2 separate regions of the Homo sapiens genome follow, and region 1 is linked to region 2. A link is a contact called in ENCODE Hi-C or POLR2A ChIA-PET data. All regions are on one chromosome and are shown on one strand. Each heading gives the region's core, a stretch centred on a gene start or an enhancer-like site at or near the end of the contact. The rest is flanking DNA. Distances are from core to core; before and after follow the strand shown. Region 1 holds the start of LINC02029 (long intergenic non-protein coding RNA 2029). Region 2 overlaps LEKR1 (leucine, glutamate and lysine rich 1).

Evidence for each region. Hi-C counts contacts between places; a loop is a spot of excess contacts on that map. ChIA-PET counts read pairs that join two places held with the same protein, here RNA polymerase II (POLR2A). Pooled maps may share reads with other maps.
Region 1: a loop to region 2 is called in a map of PC-3, with 8 times the contacts of the local background. The contact joins the promoter of LINC02029 here to the enhancer-like site in region 2. A Hi-C loop is called at or near these places in 1 of 168 maps with a recorded cell type or tissue (PC-3) and 3 of 50 pooled maps. POLR2A ChIA-PET finds 5 or more read pairs at or near these places in 2 of 52 experiments (PC-3 and activated T-cell).

The regions. Positions count from the first base shown.
Region 1 is chr3:157,080,498-157,083,197 of GRCh38, reverse strand. It overlaps LINC02029 (long intergenic non-protein coding RNA 2029), which reads right to left and starts at 1,357. Exons shown (of 3, transcript NR_135546.1): 1 at 280-1,357. LINC00880 (long intergenic non-protein coding RNA 880) reads left to right here. Exons shown (of 4, transcript NR_034007.1): 4 at 1-1,531.
Region 2 is chr3:156,861,085-156,863,784 of GRCh38, reverse strand. The region is part of intron 3 of LEKR1 (leucine, glutamate and lysine rich 1); the gene reads right to left. Among named protein-coding and RNA genes, the nearest start is that of LEKR1, 36 kb to the right of the region's middle. Within about 2 kb of position 1,289, at least 2 of the 41 ENCODE cell types and tissues checked have a DNase peak (open chromatin) inside an H3K27ac peak, as active enhancers do; they include PC-3, where a contact is called at or near this core.

The DNA of each region.
Region 1 (2,700 bases), core at 108-2,607, 220 kb before region 2:
TCAAGGCACTGCCCTTGTCCCCAGGAAGCTCGCCAGTGCATGGGACTGTGCAGGTGTCTTCACCTCTGCATTAGGCATTCGATGTCAGGCCATGGCTGAGCATCCATCCTCTCTATGCTAATTTTTTCCAAAAGTCAAGAGTTTGGAAGAACACTAATGTGTTTTTCTTCCAGCCTTTCCTATACAAATGACAACATCATTACCCTCAGCTTTTAAAGTGCAAGTCTGTACAGAGATCCCAGAGTCAAGGAGGGCGCCTGAGTCATTTGAAATAATTACCTTTTTTTTTTCCTGCCTGAGTCTTGCATATCTGTGAATCAGCAATGTGGAAACTGGGCTTCAAAAAAATTAAGGGAGGCTTAAAGTGAGCAAAGCAGAGAAGAGCATTGGCAAGAGCTGAGCGCTGCCACAGCAGGAACATCATGCCGATCGTCATCTAAGGGAGCTCATGGTGCTGTCTGCCTCCTCTTAGCAACATCCACACAGGCTGGTACAGTCAGATCATTGTGACTTGGACAGGGATGAAAATACTCAGCTGACACCAATAGCTCCCAGCACAGCCAGGGTATTCTAGAGGTGTGTGGTGTCAGGACAGCCTGTGCGGCCTCATTTATTTACCTGAGTCATCTGAACAAAGCGGTGACTGGCTTTGCCTGGCTCTGGCAAGGACTCGCAACAAAGCCAAAGCCTCTTCCTCCACGGCCTTTGCTCCTGCAGCACAGCACTGGCATCTTTTTAGCATCATAGACACTGTCACGTGGCAATCAATGACAGATGAACTGTCCCTTCCCTGGGCCACAAGCTCTTCAAGGCGGGAGCCTCAGCCCAGTTTCTTCCATGTCTCCAGCGCCCAGCACAGGGCCTGGCTTCTAGCTGGTTTCTGATGAATAAACGAATGGCTATAGAGATGTACTCTTCAAAACACAAGGGGCTTCTATAGTGGCAACATGTTCAGTAGCACAGTGCTGTATTGGTTCTTTACAGCTTGCAGGACCCAAAGAAGGAATGATTTTTGTTTCCCGGGAAAGGTGTACCTCGTGGGGGCACTGCTCAAGGGAAGGTGCCCACAAGTTGGGGATCAAGGGAGGCACAGGTTGATCAAAGCCCCTGGAATTGAAATGGAGGTGTTCATCCTGCGGAGGCTCCGAACATCTGAGGCAGAGCCTCGATTCTCCAGGAAATTGACTTTGCCGGAGAACAAGGCTGGGGAAGGCAGGCTGTCCTAGGGGAGGAGTCGTATTTCAGCCCCACTGAGACCCCAAAGGCGCACTCCCATGCTTTACCCCAGCTGTCCACCAGGGGGCAGGCAGAGGCAAGAGAAGAGGAAAGCGGGCGGCTGGTCAGGCCCAGCACATCCAGCCTGGCATCCCACACGCTGGGCTGCCTGACTCAGACAAAGCCAGGCCGCTCCTCCTGCCTGTTGTGGCCTCTGTGATTTTATATGGTTTGGCCTGTGACATCAGACACCACGCGACCATGGTAACCAAAGTATACAGCCTGGAGTGAATGTTAATAAACAGGAAAGAAATGATACCTGGTGTCTTGCTTTACTCACCATTTGCGGTCTTGTTATCCACGCCTAATGTCTCCTTTATTACCACGAGCAATCGAGATGTACCTGAATTCAGCAAGTTTTAAAAATGAAAAGCTAAACTGGGGAAATGTGAGTTGGTTTCCTTGTTTAACTAACTTTGAAAATAGTGCCATGAGTGACCACTGCCTCTTGATATCCTGCTCAGCATTCCTCTTACGTACAAACATGTAATTTAAAGGGAAAATTATTTCCTTGACAATCCCCACATGCCTTCAAAAGTCATTTTCCCCAAAGAAACGTCAGGTGATGGGATCCCTTAATTGGTTAAAGTTTTTCCTAATATCCTCAAGGATTGAAGAAAAACAGCACACCTGTCTTCCTATACAAATTATCATCCTATACAAATTAATGGGCCCAGAGGCCCAGATCTAAAACAAACTAGGACTGAGTATAAAGGAATAAATGTTTTACCAGGCCAGATCACAGAAGTGAAAATCTTTGTGTAGAGATGAGAGCTGCTTCATACAACATCAGAGAGTTTGAAGGTTATAGTTCTCCTGCCTACCAAGAATATCTGATTAGAAGCTTTTTAAACTTTGCCTTAGTGAAGTTAAAGACTCTTTAATAAATTGCATCTTTAATTAGAATAAGAACAAACCAATCATATTACATGAACCAATAGAGAATGATAAAACAGTCCTAAAAGAAATGGTTTTCTAATGGAATCAGAATTCATATGCAAACCTTTTCATGCTGCAGACTTTTTTGAAAAGTCCCGATTTCATTCCAATAGTATTCACAGCTGAGAAATATCTTTTAAAGATATAGCATGATATCAAGTTACTTTAATAGTTTGCAAAATGCTCTCAAGAATTACCTAAAAATATGCAGTTTCTATGATACCATAGATGAGTTCATCTAAAATTGTTTGATCTTCAATTAAAAACATAAACACACTTGGATATATTTGGACACAGATGTTGCCAGAGTTTCCAGATTTCATTGTTCAAAGGTATTTCATAAATATGAAAAAATGTGTTCAGAAGGCGTCCATCTGATTGGGTATTCAGGCTTACAAAGAAAGTAATTACAGGGGCAGAGACTGGGAGTCAGCCCTCATTCATCTCAATTCTCTCTCACATATCAGCATAGCTTGACTTTGATTT
Region 2 (2,700 bases), core at 40-2,539:
ATAGCTGTATTTGTTTGGTTTCTTCAACTAACCTGAATAGTGATATCATATAAAAGAGAAAGATAAAGAATTTGATCAGCTGTGTGAGCATCATTATTTAATCTCTTTGTGTTTGCTTAGCCATCTGTAAAATGGATATAAGAGTTGTGGATCATACTTTAGTCAATGAGTTAATTCATTTTTCTCCAATTTGAAAGCTGTTCCCAGTTATAAATATGTAAATAATATGTAAAGAATCTGAGAAAAATTCAAATTGTCCACTTTTGTGAAGGTGCATTAATTCAAACCTGCAACAAATAAAAATTAACCTGTTCTTAAGCTAAAATAACATGATCTGACTTGTTTGTTCAGGCGTTATGGTAAGTGAGGCAGTAAGGAGATGGGTGGAGGGATGAGGGTCAAGAGAAAAGCTAACTGAAAGACAAGCCAGAGGTGCATTCTTTAAAATAATTTTGCTGCCTCCTTGATGAAGAGCAGCATGGAGTCCAGCATTAGACGGGGTGGCCACCTATTGCCTATTAGGACTGGCTTCAGATACACAGATAGTAGAAGTTCTCACCAGAGCCTAATTACTCTACTGAATTATCTCGCTTAGACTTCCTGGGGATTTCTTCCAATGTTAAAGTCAGCCTTGCTTAAATAAGCAAACAAAAAACCCACCTCCCCAACCCCTGCCTTATTCCTACTCCTACAAAAAGGCTATGAGTATGAAAATCCCTGGAGCTCAGGTAAAAGGATTTGCTGGAAAGCCAAACTTAACTTTTGACCCTTGAGGTCGACATATTCAAATTCTTGTTTTTTGTCCAACGTCTCCCTCCCTTTTCCCTCCTATGTTGATAATTTTATTATGCCCTTTTAAATCACTGCATATCCTTTCTGCAAAGAAAGGGGATATAATAAATAAAAGTAATAATTAAGTTCTACAGTTATGCTTTCCATAAAATCTCTACTCCACTGAGTGGAACTCCACCGGCTGCGAACTTAACCAAAGCTGGGCTAGACTTTGGTTAAAACACCAATTAAATTGGAATTAATTGTGGGAGAGCTGAGATTAGGATATTTCCTAGACTCAAGAACTTCCTTTGTGAAATTAGTCAATATTTAGATATCCAAGTTAGGTATGAAAGTGACAATGTTTATAGGGAGAAACAGTATGCTACTAACCTTAGTTAACAAACATAGAAAAAGGAAAAAGGAAGGTGAGGGAAGTGAAAGGTAACTGAATTCCTACCAAGCAATGAGTAATGTGTGTATCATCCCTGTGAAGCAGCTCTTTCTCCGTCCATTTTACAGATGATGAAACCAAAGCACAGAAAGATTAAGGGGCAAAGTCATAGGATTAGGTATTAGCAGAGCCTGTACTCTATACCACATCATACACTGCCTCCCTTCGAATTCATTCTTATAATTCCCACTATGTTTATGCCAATAAAAATTATTTTATTTGTTATAATAATAAGTAACTAATTTTAAGCAAGGGAAATTCAAAGTGGAAAGGTGAATAGAAAAAATAATAAGTGGCTGGGCCTGAAACTGCTGATTAAAAAGCTTTGGGAGAAAAAGAATGCCTTAAAAAGACAAAGCAGAAAAAAAATGTACCTTATTTTGGTAACCATGTTGCTACAGCAACATCATAATTATACACGAAGGGCTTTCAAAGTTATGCTGGTAATAAAAGATATACACATATACATAGGTCTATCAATATTGTTAAATAAGTATCAATCTCTTTAACCTTGCCAGTTTTAGTAACAAGGAAACCCAGGTAAACATTATTTATACTGATAGTAAAAACCCCTGTCAACTTCTATTTACTGTTTGCACATGTTCATGGAGAGAAGAAATAAAAGAAAATAGTATGTTCTATACCTAAGGACTTTGGTCTGGAGCACAATCTAGTGTTGGTGTGGGAGAAAAATGAAAAGATAATAAAAAGATTAGCTGATCTTAGATCTACATGTTATAAATAAGCTTGTTTAGGTTCCTCAAAGTTCAAGTAATGCATAGCACAAACATCAATGTAATAAATTCATACTTACACATCTAGACAAAAAAAGTGATATGAACTTCTAGATTTAAAATTATTTTTTAATGGCCCTGTGTCTACTGGAGCCATTTTTCAATGGCCTGAAAATGAATGTTTTTCCACAATGGTACTCAACGTTTTTTCCCTGCCTTTCCCATGTTCCTATGCCCAAGCAGACTTCCATCAGTAACAGTCCTCATTTTACTGTAGGAATTCTTACCACACCCCAAAATGGGCAAATCAGAATCTCAAGAGAGATGTGAGGGATTGAAAAGGCCCCAGAGATTGAAAATAGTTCCCTAGGAAGTAGGCCCCATCCCATAAGAACTACAGTTCTGCATCAGTTCTTTGTTCTATCAAATCTTGATTATTCAAAATTAAGTTGTCCCAATCATTTTTAGCATAAATGCCCTTTACACTACTTCCATAAACACCAAAAAGTGCTGCAAAAGTACAAAAAGCAGAAGCCTGGATGAGACATGTATAAAAGATAAGACCTTTTATAAAGGGAGTTGTTGATGTATTTATTTTCTCAAGATACTATTTTTCTTCCTCTCAGTGAATGAAATTAAGCATACACATTATACTCTGGAGAAAAATCTAATGGCCCAGTGAGGCAGGCCCTGATAGTGTCTGTTTCCTTTTCTTCCTTACAACAGTACCTGATATTGTTT